Linked DNA regions of Homo sapiens: region 2 is linked to region 1. Evidence: read pairs that join two places in POLR2A ChIA-PET (ENCODE). Cell type or tissue: Panc1. All regions are shown on one strand.

Evidence for each region. Peaks named below come from ENCODE experiments on the same cell type or tissue, not always from the same donor. Only the 100,000 strongest peaks of a DNase experiment are listed, where the experiment ranks them.
Region 2: POLR2A ChIA-PET joins it to region 1 with 17 read pairs; 3 of 35 experiments call an interaction of 5 or more read pairs at or near these places.

What each region holds. Positions count from the first base shown.
Region 1 is chr17:15,080,491-15,088,490 of GRCh38, reverse strand. No RefSeq gene overlaps it. Among named protein-coding and RNA genes, the nearest start is that of CDRT8, 22 kb to the left of the region's middle. In Panc1, no CTCF peak of the experiment used is centred here; no DNase peak of the experiment used is centred here.
Region 2 is chr17:15,026,709-15,034,708 of GRCh38, reverse strand. It overlaps CDRT7 (CMT1A duplicated region transcript 7), which reads right to left and starts at 3,734. Exons shown (of 3, transcript NR_033371.1): 1 at 3,608-3,734; 2 at 3,217-3,493; 3 at 2,752-3,114. All of the region lies in intron 1 of LOC101928475 (a long non-coding RNA gene), which reads right to left. In Panc1, no CTCF peak of the experiment used is centred here; no DNase peak of the experiment used is centred here.

The DNA of each region.
Region 1 (8,000 bases):
GCTGGTGGACACAGGTCTTGGCATGATATTTGTGAAGATTATTGGGTGGATGTTGATTGCGGTCTTTCCAGTATTTGAGAAAAGTGCAAATATTATTTCTGTAGCTACTACTAAATAAGTGAATTATTTTTCTCTTTCAGTGCTCTTATTTGATTGGCCACTAAGTAGAGTTACTTCCGGGTTCCAAATACCTTTTAAAGCTGACCTTGTCTCTTTTTCCATAGCCACTGTGTTAGGTCAGGCCTTATAATATCCTGCTGGGAGGGAGAGAATACCAAGCTTGAAGGGCGAAGATAAGAGGGACTGAGTCTGACGCTGGCCACCATAGAAGTTTGCATGACCAAGTGGAACTAAGGAAGGAGCCAAATGCAGACTGTCAACACTGACTTCATGTCAGAACCACAGGGACAGCCCAGGCCCCATCCCAGAGATTCTCACTTAATTGGTCTGTACTGGGGCCAGGCATATTTTAAAATATGGCTCAGCCCCAGACAACTTTAATGCACTCCCTATGCTGACAGCTATTTGAGCAGTGGTGCTTGAAGAGTGGTCCCTGGACCAGATACAACAGCATCACTTGAAAATTTGTTTGATTTGCAATTTCTGAGCTGGTCCACCCAGATCTGTTGACTCAAAACTGTAGGGCTGGGGCCTAGCAATCTGCCTTATAACAAGCCCCCAGGGTATTCTGATGTGGATGCCAGGTGAAAGCCATTACCAATAACTTAGAGAGTTGCTAAGTAGTTAGAGAACTACAGCCCCAATGGATCGCTGACGCCAAAGAAACTTGGTTCTGAGGACTGGGGATCACAGATAACACTTTTGATTGCTACAGGATAGTGAAGAAGAATATGGACCCACGGAAAGACACTGACTGCATTTAATAAGGGGATCAGAGGCATCTTGAAGCAGTTTCAATAAAGAGGTGAGGGTGGGAGTCATGATCCTCAGGATAAAGGAGAAAGAGATGGCGAGAAAAAGGTGGGAGTGGATATGACCTGCTCACTGCAGACACATGGCCATAAAAGGAGGCAGAAAACCAGAGATGAATGAAGTTGGAGGTGGCAATTCCATTCATACAGAGTGTTTTCGTTCATTTGTTTATTTTACCTTCAGAAACAGATTATACCTTGACGGTTGTGAGACACAAGGAGAAGTTCCTATACAGAAAGAAGGGTTGATTTTGGAAATAAAAAAAAAGTGATTCCTCATTTCTGGGTCAGGAGAAGATGTCTTTTCAGCTATAGGTTAATTTGGGTAAACCAGTAGTCCCATTTCCTCTCTGTTTTGCCTCCATTTTACGTAGCAAAAGAACACACGGCAGAGAAAAAATAAAATAGAACAGTTTCTTCCCTTGGCCTGAAGGAGTCTGGAGAAATGCCTCAGCTGGCTGTGTTCCTAGGTTTAACAGAGCCTTCTTAGGTTTCTCGTGTGGGCCATTCGAGGGGTACCACTGAGAGAGGGAGAGAGCGCACTCTTCATTCTCTAGGCGCCCCAGCTTCTTCTGGGCACAGCATCTGTTCGAATCTGGAGGTCTATCCCCTGCCTGGACACACAGCACCAGAGGCCTCACCAACACCCCCTCAGTGCCGTCTGCCTTGACTTGTGTTGACTTGCTTTCTGATCAGCAACTGCTCTGCCTTTATTTTCTTAGCCGTCTAAAATCAGTTTCTGGCTGGACCGTTTTTGTTCACGCATGAATTTCCAGAGATGATGCTTTTTTGCAGAGCTTTTTGCATTCTTGCCTCCCCTCCCTCAACCCCCTCCTCCTTATTCATGAGATTCACAGTCTTGGACCTTATGTTGTAGCTTGTTAATGCTTGATTCCAGTACATTTTCTTTGTTCCCACATTAACCTCTCAGCTACCTCTTTCTTCACCCCCTGGGGCACACCTGGGGGTCTTATTTTTAGGACTTCTACTGTAAATCTCTGACACAAGCTGCTTCTTGCTCTGGAAATCCCACAACAAAGAGGTCTCCTCAATTAACATAATTACTATAGTTCCCGCATGCATAATTTCCCTGCCCCCATACATCAGAATATCAATTCAGCATCCCGGCTCCACAGGACAATAAACTCAGGACCAAATGCGACCAGGACTGAGGTTTCTTTACCAGTGGCCTATCTTGGTCTCTCCTGTAGTGTCCATATCAGTCTTAGGGGAGCTGCAGTAAGGGGAAACCCTGGGGGTATAGATGGCAGGTTAGAAAGGAAGAGGAGTTTAGGGGAGAGACTGTGACATCATAGTTAGTCCACAATTCAGAGCAAGACCAGGACTGTTAGAAATTCTGGACCCTAGCTTAAAATGAATAGATCTGCATCCCATTGACTGGTTTTAGTATGAATCATTTTGTTTTCATTTTCTCGTGTGTACACACCCCTGGTGCCCCACTGAGAGATCCCACATCATCTTGAAGTGAGAGTCTTTTTGTCATAGCAATCACGTCCAGGCTCTTGCATTTCTGTATGAACATTAGCATTGCATGGTTCTTTCAAGGAGATGATCTCTCTTTAGAAACATCACATTCTAACAAGGAATGCTGATCTTTGCTCTGATTTACTAGCATGACGGAATCATATTGCCTTACATATCTGGCTGCTGAGCATCCTTTACCAAAATATAAAAGCATCCCTAAGATACGGGGAATGAAGCTTCAATGATAACTTGTACATGCTGGTTGATTATGCTGTTTATAATATTTTTGTTCTTTTTAAAAAATATTTTATTTGCAGCATATGTTAGATAATGTTAAAAAAGATCACATTATATAGGTTAGCCATCCTGATCCATGTAATATTGGTTCCTGCAATATATTTGGTGTAGAATTTCTAAAGTGCTATTCTGAAATATTTGTATTTCTTAACTGTATGTTTTTTCTCTTGCAAATAATAGAAAGCTTAAACTTGCAGAAACAAAAAATTTATTGCCTTATATGTTTTAGTCCAGAGATGGTTTTAGCTTCATGTGTAATAAGCCTTATACATAGTTTCATGTGTGCACGGTTTAGTTTCATGAATGGTTTTAGCTTCATGTAGAGGTAGTTTTAGCTTCATGCATGGTTCAATCTATGAGTTCAGATGAAATGGTCAGGACTTGATTTCTCTTCTCTCTTGCTTTTTGGCTTTGGCTTGATTGATTTTGTTCTTAGGCAAGCTGTCTTCTTCTAGTGACAAAACAGCTGCAGATGCACCAGCCTAGAAGCAGTATAGAAAGCAGGATGGTAGGCAAGAGCAAGAGCTCTGGGGTAGATGCAGTTGGATTCTATAGGGGTCAGTGGAAAACTCTCCTTCACCTTCTGAAAGATCACAGAAAATCAGCCTGCAAGGGGCAGGTTAATAGGAGCAAAGGCATATGCACTTATTAACATGCATAAGAAGGAAATCATAGAGTGATTATCCAATATTCCAAAGTGGTACAGATGCTTATTGTGAAAGAAAAATAAATCTTGGGACCAAAATCATTAATCCAAGGGAAAAATCAACCTGGAAACTATGCCAGGCAAATCTGTCTCCTATTTTATTCCTAAATCGGATAGCTACAGAGATAAGAAGCTACAGATAACCCTCACAATTTGCCTAAAGGGAAATTCCTTGTGGACAACGGACAGACAGAACTCAAAATCATCCCTCTGAGTCTCGCCTGAGATGAATGCATATCTGATTGCTTCCTCTGCTATATTGTTTATGTAAAAAGGCAGATTCACCAAGCCAGGCTAAATTGTGTATTTAGTGGAAGGCTGATCAAGAACTCAAAAGAATGCAACCTTTTGGCCAGGCGCTGCGGCTCACTCCTGTAATCCCAGCACTTTGGGAGGCCGAGGCAGGCAGATCACGAGGTCAGGAGATTGAGACCAGCCTGGCCAACATGGTAAAACCCCGTCTCTACTAAAATACAAAAACAAAACAAAACAAAAAAAATCAGCTGGGTGTGGTGACGGGCACCTGTAGTCCCAGCTACTTGGGATGCTGAGGCAGGGGAATCGCTTGAACCTGGGAGACGGAGATTGGAGTGAGCTGAGATCGCACCACTGCACTCCAGCCTGGTGACAGAGTGAGACTCTGTCTCAAAACAAAACAAAACAAACAAACAAAAAAAGAAGGCAGCCTTTTGTCTTTTATCTACTTCTAACCTGGAAGTCCCCACTTTGAGTTGTCCTGCCTTACTGGAGCAAACCAATGTACATTTTACACATATTGATTGATGTCTCATCTCCCTAAAATGTATAAAAGCAAAGCTGTACCCCAACCACCTTAGGCATGTGTCATCAGGACCTCCCGAGGCTGTGTCATGGGCTTGTCCTTAACCTTGGCAAAACAAACTTTCTAAATTGACTGGAACCTGTCTCAGGTATTTTGGGTTCACATTATATACATTACTTCCTAGGGAAAGAGTAATGGGGAAATACGGATGATTTTAAGGGGGTAGTAAGTGATTTTTAGGGGAATTAAATGAACTTGAAGAACATACAGTGGCCTGGAACAGAGTCTTTGGGCCTCCAGCCCAGACAATGGTTTGTAACAAAAGTCCATCCAGGTGTGTTGACAGACTTCAGTCTTTCTTCCTGCATATGAGGTCAGTTGAAAACTCAGGGAAGGGACGAGAGGTAATTGTTTTATTCTTTGCCAGGTCTGGGCTTTAGGCAGATAGGGGAACTTCAGAGAACTTCATTCAGTGCTTTGGGAGAGACGGAGGATTGAGAGACAGGAATGGGGGAGGTCAGAGAGACCTTCCTCACCTCAGCATGTCAAAGCACCATAATTTAAAGCATTGGTTTCTGAGCCCTGACAATTCTAGTCTTCTCAACCCTACGATTTTACACAAGTTACCTTTCATCCGCAAGCCTCAGTGTCCTCCCCTGGGAAATGGGTTCCTAATAAAATCTCCCTCTTCTTGTGTCTGTGGGAATTAAATTAGATCATCTATGTAAAGCACTCGAAGGCTTCTGGCACCTCCAACTTTCTGTTAGCTATTGTGGGTGTTGTCAGTTACCTCCCTGCTTCAACTGGAAAGAATGTCTGCCTCTCTCCCATGTTCTTCCCAGGGGAGGACATTCCATCCTGCAGAGTTCCCATGGCCACAGTGATTTGTTTGTGCGTGGACAGGGGACCCAGCTGGTGTCACTGAAGTAAACCTCGTGACTTTTGCTTGGTGCGCAGCAACAAAAGCCCTTTCACCTTCTCTGAGCAGCGTAGTGGACTTATTTGAGGCTTGGATTGGCTGCAGCTCTTTTACTACAGTGAGAACCCAGCCTGGGGTTAAAGTTGTCACAAAAGAGATGGGCAAATAAGTGGAGAAAATATCCTCAAAAAGGAGCCAGAGCTCCAGGAGCATCATGAACTTCAAGATCTAATTCTGCTTGAAGGTCCTCTACCTGAATTCAGTTCTGTGTGCCAGTTTGTCGGGTTCTGTATTACTTGCAATCAAAGGGTTCTTACTAACACTGGAAACCCACATTAAGATTGCCTTCATTTTACCAACTAAGAATGTAAAAAAGAAAATCAAACATGCCAGATCAAATCTGCCACTCTTATATAATAAACAGGCATTATGTTATTAATAAAAGTAGAAATGACATAATTTTGGAACATGAAACAGTTTTTTAAAATGGGTATATTTGGCTTTTTGCAACATTTATTTCTAATACGTTGCAGACCAGAAAAAAAGACCATATAAAATGTACTGGCTCATGGACCAGCTTTTAGGGACCAATCAGATAATACACATAAAATGAGTGTTACAGGCCTTGGCACACACAGTAGGTGCTTCACAGACATCTGCTACATATGCTTCAAAGAGGCATGAAGAGTTTGGGCTATGGTCTTTGTGTGGGAGACAAGAAAAGGTAAGTCTCTCTTATTTTTGTATTCCCCACAAAGCCTAGCACAAAAAGACAATATTTGTTGGATGAATGATTGAGGATGATAAAAAGTCTACAGAAATATGAAAAGAATATAGTCTATTGGATATGAAATACAAAAAGACAGCAACTATAAAGGAGGGAGCAATGGTATATTCTCAGGGTGGTGGCAGTGGGGTGATGGGTGTTCTCTGGAATCCTAGGGCAGAGCCCCTCAGACTCGCCCAGCACATAAAGTCCCGCCCTTCATGCATATTAAAGAAGTGGGCAGAGTGAGGACAGACAGTAAAGTGGAAAGGCTTCTGTGTGTTATGAGGGGGCTATGGTATCTGGGTGATGACAAGCAGAAGTAGCAAAGGTGAAGTTGGGGCTTAGGTCAGTGAGATCCTTCTTCCCCTGCAAAATGAGGGAAGCTGTGGCATAAGAATTCAGCCATGGAGTAGGGAAAAAAAATTGTTTAAAGGGTTTCTGTACCACTAAGCTAGAATGCAAAGTAGTAGGGTACAGGTTACCACCCAAGAGTGAATTTGGAATGCTGAGGAAGCTCTTTTAAGAAATCCCAAATTGGTAGTTAAGTTCGATTTTTTTTTTCTTTTTTTGAGACGGAGTTTCACTCTGTCATCCAGGCTGGAGTGCAGTGGCATGATCTCAGCTCACTGCAAGCTCCGCCTCCCAGGTTCACGCCATTCTCCTGCCTCAGCCTCCCGAATAGCTGGGACTACAGGCGACTGCCACCACGCCTGGCTAATTTTTTTGTATTTTTAGTAGAGACGGGGTTTCACCGTGTTAGCCAGGATGGTCTCGATCTCCTGACCTCGTGATCCGCTCGCCTTGGCGTCTCAAAGTGCTGGGATTACAGGTGTGAGCCACTGCGCCCTGCCGTTAAGTTCAATTTTTATGTTTATTTTCACCATGGAGATTATATTATTGAAGTCTAATAATGAGTGCTCAGGGAGTGGTGAGTTTATAAAATATGTCGGTTTCATCCCAGAAAAAGATCTTAACCCCAGATTTCAAGGTCAGTCAATGAATAAGAATTTCTTGATCCTAATCATGTGTATAATACAGTGTGAGGCGATGCAAAGAATACAAATGAGAATATCAGACAGTCTCTGCCCTCAAATAGCTTAGAGTTTCATTATGAAAATTGTACCATACTTGTAAAATAAAAATCCAATTCAATGTCCCACCATGTGTAATAAAGATTGCAAATGTTTTCTATTAAGCTTAAATTTCTGAGCCCCTGCCTCTCTTAGCTGATGATCTTGACTCTTTCTTTATGAAGAAAAAGGACGGATGGGAATTCTGTCAACATTTACATTTGCACCTGTTTCCTTTTATCTCCTATTACAATGGAGGAATGTTCCTACTCTCTCTTGTCCTCTGAATCCCTTCCACTCTATCCTTTGCAAGGGCTCTATGCCCTGTATTGCAGATCCCTTGCTCTCCACCAGATGATGCCCCTAAAATGCAAACATCAACAGCAGAGCTGTGCTGGAGCCAGGTGGTACTGGCTTGCAGGAGCCGATTCTGAGCATCTCTTCCCAAGTCCACATCCAGTGATTTCACATGTATAGCTTGAAATTACATACCCCGTGAGAGTATTTACACTGCAGAGACTGGCTAATGCTACACAACAGAGCTTTCCCTCTGAGCGCCCATTGTTAAGCATTTACCAACGCACCACTGATGAAGACAAACAGTAGGTATATCTCATTAAAAAAGAGAGAGACTTTCCTTGAGCCTAACCCCTCCTTTTTACCTTTAGTAGCCAAATGTCACCCAAAAGGTTTTCTCATACATGCTGCCTCTGCTCAGTCACTCCCTGCCATATTTGTTCTTTTTTTAAAATTTTATTTATTTATTTATTTATTTTTGAGACAGAGTCTTGCTCTGTCACCCAGGCTGGAGTGCAGTGGCACGATTTCAGCTTACTGCAACCCCCACCTCCCGGGTTCAAGCGATTCTCCGGCCTCAGCCTCCCGAGTAGCTGGGACTACAGGCACGTGCCCCCATGCCCCATATTTGTTCTTCTACCCTCTAAATCACAGCTCTGCCTCTCACATGTGATTGAAACGGCCTTGTCAAGGGCCCCAGGGACCTCCATGTTTCCTGATCCAGTGGGCGCCTCTTTGTCTTTA
Region 2 (8,000 bases), 54 kb after region 1:
TTTGTTTTTGTTTTTTGAGTCACAGTCTCGCTTTGTCGCCCAGGCTGGAGTGCAGTGGTGCGATCTCGGCTCACTGCAGGCTCCGCCTCTCTGGTTCACTCCATTCTCCTGCCTCAGCCTCCTGAGTAGCTGGGACTACAGGCGCCCGGCTAATTTTTGTACTTTTAACAGAGACGAGGTTTCACCATGTTGGCCAGGCTGGTCTCGAACTCTGGACCTCAGGTGATTTGCCTACCTCGGCCTCCCAAAATGCTGGGATTACAGGCGTGAGCCACCGCGCCTGGCCTGGGGGACCTATTTTAACTTCAGCATCCCAGTCTTCTCCTTGTGAAGTGAAGAAATTGGGGCCCAGGGGAGTCGCACTCAGAGCTGTGCTGCTCTTTCTAGACTCCACTTCAGACACTGGGGTATTAGGTTCCCTAAGCAAATGGCCTCAACCCCATTTCCAAAGACTGCGAGGGCCTCTTTTCCAGGTCTGTTTGGCAGAGTGATCCAAGGAGCTGCTATTAAGAGGCGTGCTGGGGAAAGAGCGTGAACAGGACTTGGGCATGTGGGTTGAGAAGCTACACACAAACGTGGGGTGGGAACCTCATTTGTATTCTTTCTCTGGGTCACACAAATATTAGGGACAGACATGCATGGAGCATATTTGCTATCATCTCAGGGGAGTGAAGGGAAGTTACAGAGAAGCTCGGTAACTTGTTTAAAGTCAAAGTAGGAGGCAGATGTGGAATTTGTATACATTGCTAGCCTCAAATCTTGGGATTTTTTAAAAAATCAATTCTACTCTTTCATTTAACAATTATTCTTATTCTCCCCCCCCCCACCGCTGCTTTGAAGTAGCTAACAGTTGTGTAAGCACATGCATTGTGTAAGGCACAATGGTGGCTGCAGTCATCTTTGTGATCATTGTGGTGTGCCATCCAGACCCCCTTTCATTAAAATACCTATTGCTGCAGCTGCTGAGCTTGTTGTCAGCACCCAGCATCCAGCTGTTAGCCCTTCCAGATTGCCTCAGCTGCAGAAGGACCCCTCACCCAAATACATGACCCCATCCCTGGTAGAGTTCACACCCAGTGACTGGTAGATGCAGGATGCAGGCCTGGTGATCTCAGCCTTACTAGGACAATGCTAAGTTTGCTCCGGAGCTCCCCATAGGGTAGGCTGAGGCTGTCATTTGGATTTGGACTTCATTGTCATGAATTTGCTCACAGTTTCCTTCTGACCATTCCTGCTTTTTTCCCCTTCCTTCTACAGAACTTGATACCAAAGATGTTCTTTAATAAATATTCTGCATGCTAACCTATATCTCGGAGTCTGCTTTCTGGAAAATCCAACTACAATAGTGATCCTTACATAAGATGCAGATAGACTAGTTTCTGTTCCTAGTACCTTAGTGGGGAAAGTAGGGCATGAATCTAAGTTACAACAGTATTAGATAAGTGTAGTAAGAAGTAGGGGATGTGGAATCACTCTGTAAGGCACGATTACCATATTAGGGATGCCAATCCCTTCTTCCATGCCCTTACACCTCCTCTTTAGAGAGTCTGATCTTTCCACGTCCCTGGAAGGAACAGTCAAAGGTGCCATGTAGTCATGTACCTTCTTTCACAGTTGACTTGTCACGGAGTGGACATCACCCCCAGGGGAAAACAACCCATTGGCTTGGTTTGGCTATTAGCTTTTCCTCCAAGACATTTGAAATTGAGACATAGTGAGAACCTACTCTGTTTCCACTGGACTCTGGAATCGATGAAACAAATAAACCACCAGATATATGCAAAATCCAGAGAGCGGATGAGAAGAGAGCAACAACAATGAAACATATATGAATAGAGAAGCAGACAAGTGAGAACGGGGTGCTTCAGAGATGGACAGAGTAACTTCCATTCCTGATTTTCTGGTTTCTCTTACTCCAATTTCATATGAGACCTGGCTGCATTTTATGCCTTAGGTTCTGTGAGTTAGCCCTGTATTTTTTTTATTAAATACATTTAGCTTTTTTTGGCGAAAAAAGTCTGTTTCTTGTGATAATATTGGAGTAAGACAATCATAAGGGGGAGGGATTTGAATTGGGAATTGCTGGAAACGAGATTTCAATATGGGAAGATGAAAGGATCTTGGAATTCAAGGCAAGGAGAACATCACACACAAAGGTGCTGAAACACATACTTGTTGGACATATTTGGCGGATGATGAATGAGCCAGCTTGGTCAACATGGGTTGAACAGAAAGCAAAATAACAGGATAAATGCTTGTAAGACTGACGGGAAAACTTTGATTAATCGATGGAGCTGGCCTGGATTTTAAAAATCTGTTTATTCTTTTTAGGAATTCCCAAAGGCTATAGAAGACAGAGAATAAGGGTAAAAAACAGTAAAAGTTGGCTGTTGGAAGAAGTGAAAAAATAAAAATAGGGCAATGGTGTCTTACATGCAGCAGGGTAATAAGAGATGAATGAAAATCGGCAGTGAAATAAAAGGAATCAGTGGGGTACTAGCAGGGAATTTGGGCTTCCTGCTGAGTGATAGAGGGGAATAGGCTGTTTCTTAGGCATAACATTACATTTGCCACATGTGGCTGCACAGGCTGGGCCCTGCCGGCTCCAAGGAAGGACTCCCCCTTACAAAGACTTCAAAGTGAATCGTGCCCCTGGGCTTCTGCAATAGGGGTGGCCTTGCTCCTAAGTCATAACTCTGTGTATCCCCACAACATCTTTCAATTGATGGCCATAAAAATCCCAATTCAAACTGGTTTTAAAACAGGGACTTTATTGGCTCATTTAACTGAAGAGTGAAGAGGCATACGGGCTTTGGGGGTGGATTCAGAAGTCCACACCCTCAGCGCTCTGACTCCAGACCTCTTTGATCCTTTCAGAGCATCTCTTCTCTGTGTGTCAACTCTGTCCTCTGGTTAGGTCCTTTGATGGCCAAAATGGCTTTAGTAGTCTCACATCCAATTTCTTTATAACTCTCCCTACACAAAAGAATAGACTCTTCTTCCATGGTTTCTCCAAACCCTGATTAAATATCTCCTCACGTCTCATGGACCTAAATTAGGTCTTGTTCATCCAGGTAGTGTACAGATGAATGTCTAGCAATGCTCTCTCCCTGTCTGTCTCTCTCAAAAAAGAAAAAGAGGTAAAAATGAAAAAAAAAAAAAAAAAAAAAAACCCTGACATGCAGCGTTTGATTTTTATGGCATAAACTCTCTCACCATGGCTGATTTCAAACTACCAATGCGATGTCCCTGGACCCAGCGTGCGGTAGAGGGGCCTGCAGTGGACTCTCTGAAGCCCCTGGGAGCTGGCTCCAGCAGTCGGCTAGGTCTGTCCCTGAACCAATTCCTGTGAATAGGTAGATAAGCCCTGCTGATTGGCTTAGGAAAATCAAAGGTGGCTGATGAAGCTTGTTGGGGTTAGTTCCATTCTTCCACATGTAAGGTAGGGATGGAGAAAGTGGATAACAGTTGGCCAATTGTGAAATGTCTGGTACTGTTGAAGTGAATGCAGGAAGATGAGGAAGAAAGGTAAACTATTAGAGAGAGGAAGGCAGATAATGGAGTGAGATGTGGAAAAGGAGTCAAAGATAATGATTGGGTGGCTTACCCAGAGCACGAAGCATGGGGGACAATGAAGAGGAGCGAAGTTAAGGAGTAAGGAGAGATTGACTACAGTATTCATCTTTGCACTAAACTATTCATCCAAGCTCTCTACAGTTTGGCCCCAGTTCATTTTCCACGTCTATTTGGGAGGCCGTATAGTGTCATGGGGACTAGTCTCATGATCTTGGCTGAGTTTGGGAAGCAATTCTGAACCTCTGCTCTCCTCAGAGCTTCATGGGGGTGTTGTGAAGATTAACTCAGCCTACGAGAAGGTGTAGGGCATAATGGCCATGAATGAAGTCTCTGGGGCTGGGCTGCCTCACTCAAACTCCAGTTCCAGCAGTTATTGTCTATGGGACCTTGGGCAAGTTGATTAAAATCTGCACCCCAGGTTTTGCATCTGTAAAATGGAGACTACCATAGTATTTTTCTCTAAGGTTGTTATGAGAATCATATGAGTTACTTATAGCTTATAGAGTTAAAGTGATTATATATATATATATATAATTTACTTATAACTTACAGAGTTAAAGTGGTTTTATATATATATTACATAATTTACTTATAACTTATAGAGTTAAAGTGGTTATATATCTATTATATAATTTACTTATAACTTATAGAGTTAAAGTGGTTATATATATATATAAAGTGGTTATTATAACTTATAGAGGTAAAGTGGTTATTACAAAAAGTACCTGGAAAATGACAAGTACTGTTCAGAAGTGACAGCAATAGTTGTGTATTTAGCAGAATGTTAGGCAAATAGGAGATACTAGATAGTCATTAGCTACACTTATTATTATGACCACCTGCTACTGCCTTAGCCAGTATTTTGTTTTGTTTTTAGAAACGAAGTCTCACTCTGTCACCTAGGCTGGAGTGCGGTGGTGCAATCACTGCTCACTGCAACCTTGCATTCCTGGACTCAGGGTGTCCTCTCCCCTCAGCCTCCTGAGTAGCCAGGACTACAGATCTGCAACACCTTGCGTGATACCCAGATTTTATGCTCTAGCCAATGTTCACATTTCCTGCTGTTCACTAGAAAAATGATTGCAGGACTGAGTGGGAAATGCAGACCACATCCATACATTTCTTCTTCTAAACTCTCAAACACTGTGTTTGTAGCTCTGTGGGCACTATTTCAGCTGCACAGTTTTGTTTTCTGTGGACTTTCCTCATTTGCTCACATTCTTGAAGTGAGAGGGTGGCTTGGCCACTGTGGGCAGGGTTTAAATCATATTGGCTTTATTGTGTCACCAAGGAGCTCCTGGATCACTAAGAAAGAGTACATATGCTGATTTCAATGCATTAAACTCATTTTAACATAATCTAAGATATCTTGTTCGTGGGTCTTGGATCTTGGCTTTTTCTACTGTTATATAGGAGAAAAGAATGGGCTTGTGTATCAGGCAGGGTCCCAGCAGGGGGCAGAATTCACCCCAGGTGCTTCAAATGCACCTATTAATGCATAAAAGCCTAATGCATTAATAGGTTTTAATACAGGGATGAACTAAAGAGTGGCAGGGCTAAGGAAACCAACCAAGGGTGACAAGGCACCCAGAGAATAGTAACAGTGGGAAGTGTTACTTCCCTAAGTGATGAAGCAGGACACTGTGTTTTCAGAGCCCAGGGAAGGTGGAGTCCCGGAGCAGGAGCCACCAAGTTAGAGCTGTTGTCACCGTGACGCCCAGCTTCTCTAAGAAACATGGACCTAAGGTAGGGAGGGGAGAAGAGTAAAGGCTTGCCTTGCCTGCTCCTTTTTCTCACACTCAGATCTTCTGCCAGGGCCACCCATTGGCTGAACTCAACCAGGAACCTGCCATCAAGGAAGCCTGGGGGACTCAGTCCTCAGAGGTCAGCCTGCTGGGGCAGGGGACAGGACCGAGAATAGAGAATGGATAACATGAATTTTAAAAATATATTTTCTATGTTACTGTATATCCAAAAGAGTATCATTTCAACATGTCAATGATATAAAAATTATGATGTTGATGATTTGCATTCTTCTTTTTTTGTACTAAGTCTTCAAATCTAGTGTGTATTTTATTCTCCTAGTGTATTTGAATTCAGACCAGCCACATTTCTGGGGCTTAATAGCCATCTGTGTCCAGGGGCTATTACCTTGGAAAGTGCAGTTCTATAGTTCTAGTCTGTTATCAGTATCTTTGGACGTAAACATGGAAACAAAAAAAAAATGTCAATACAATAAAATGACACCTTAGTGAAGAATAATTGTAAAATATTATGCCATTAAAGTCTTCAGGAAATCTAAGCCCACATTCTAGGATTTAGAGTGCTTATTAACAGAGCTGATGAATGATTAAAAAGTCTTTTTCTCCTTGTAAAAACACGCTTTCTTTTCATCAAACAGAGCAAAAGGAACCAACAACGCAATATGCAGATTATTTATGAATCTCTCAACTTTGAGAACCAGATGTAATACAAGTCTGCTATGTGTAAAAACTAAATCAGTGTTAAACACATGTATCAAAAGTATGTGCCTATAATAGGATCTGTTTTCAAACACTCACTGAATGTATACCACATGTAAAGGAGCTTTATCGCCATGACCAGAAAATGTCACTACTTTCTACTCAGAATTTTTCCTTAGAGTAATAAAGCTGGACAGCATTCTTTGTGGAACTTCAGATGACTATGATTTCTTTTTCCATGAGATTAGATTTTGTTATTTCCTAATCTTGTACAATTTCCAGTTTGTGACAACATGGTTCATGTCCTTGCAATTTGGGAATGGTTGCTTGTTTTGGTTTTCCAAATGAGATGGTTTTGTATAAAAAGCTTTTAAACTGTATCTTTAGTTTTCCTGATTTAATTCTCAGCTAGGGAGATTTCTCCTGTTACCTCTGAGTCTCCCAATTTTCTCTTGCTGATGAAGGAGAAAATGTGTACAAATATGCATTTTTCTAAGGATACAGTATGATATTGCTGTATTGCTTTTACGTAAACTTCTCTGACAGCTTTACCTTTTGGAAAGGGAAATGGAGCAAAATTGTATTCTGTCTATTGCTATTAGAAATTGGATTGAAATAGCTCAGTAAGCAATTTTTTGCAACCTGTTGATTATGTGGTCTACTTCTGGCAGGCAAATCCAAGCATATATTAGAATATATTTAGGAACAATGAAAATTATGCCAGCTTAAATCTCTCCTGCCCTTCAGCCTTTTCTCTCTTCTAGAATATTTTATCTTCATTGAACATTCATCTACTTCTGAAAGGATCAGGAAATGCTCGGCTTTCATGCTTTTCTGCCTTCTCTTCAAGAGTGCCAAGTGGCCAAGAAGGACTCTTTTCCCAGAAGTATGTGTGTGCCCATTTGAAAATTCTAGGGCTTCCAAAACCATGTCTGTGACTTGATGTTAGCATTCCGAAGAGTCTTTATTCATGGTTTAAGCACTTGATGAAGAGTCTTCAGAGTAAACTCCTGGCTAAAGATGGATGGCCTGAGGTGATCCAAAGGCCAAATAATTTCCAGACATTTCTTTTGGATGGAAACACATGTCTTTCCCTTGGCATTAATCTCCTTGGGAGATAAACAGGCAGACCCCAACTTATAAATAGACTTTTCAGAAATTTCATTTGAAGGTCAGTTGCTTAGAATGGGTAGTGATTTCTTTCTATAGAAGTAATATTATAAATGGCAGTTAAGGATCAAAGTCAGCCCAAAAATTCTTACTTAACCCAGACCTCGGTTGAAATAGCGCAATGGCAAAGAATGGAAAACACAAGAGCCATACTGTGTGCATCTTGCATCCTTGTAGAAGTGGCATCTCATGGTGATGATGGGCACAGCTTCTGGGGCCACTGACTGTGCTTGAATCCAGGCTTGGACACGCACTTGCTGTGTGACTTTGGGTAGGTCACTTGGCTTCTCAGTTTCTTCATTCATAAAAGGGGCATGATATTAAGATCTATCTCATGGAGCTGTTGTGTGAGAATTTAAATACACACACACACGCGTGCACACACACACACGTGCATTATTAGAACAGTTCCCGGAACTCAGGAAACACCATGTGATTGTTTGCTCTCATTCTTGGTTCTAGTAACTGGCAAGATGCTGGATCTATTTCAGCCACTGTTTCATATTTCAGTGAACAAAGAGCAATACTGAAGGAGTATTAACAACAAAACAACGAGGAAAAAAAGTAGTAGATGGCTTATCCCCACCCGCCACCCCGCCCCATAGCATTACTGTTTAGGGGAAATAAGATGAATTAGAGGAAACAGGAAACAGATAGGTGCTGACATTGAATTATAGGACACTTTCAGTGTTTCCAAAGGTTGACTCTTTTTAAAAAGTTAAGTTTTTTAAAATCATAAACAATTTGGAGAACATAGAAAAGCACAAGAGAGAAAAAGTCTCCATGTTGGAA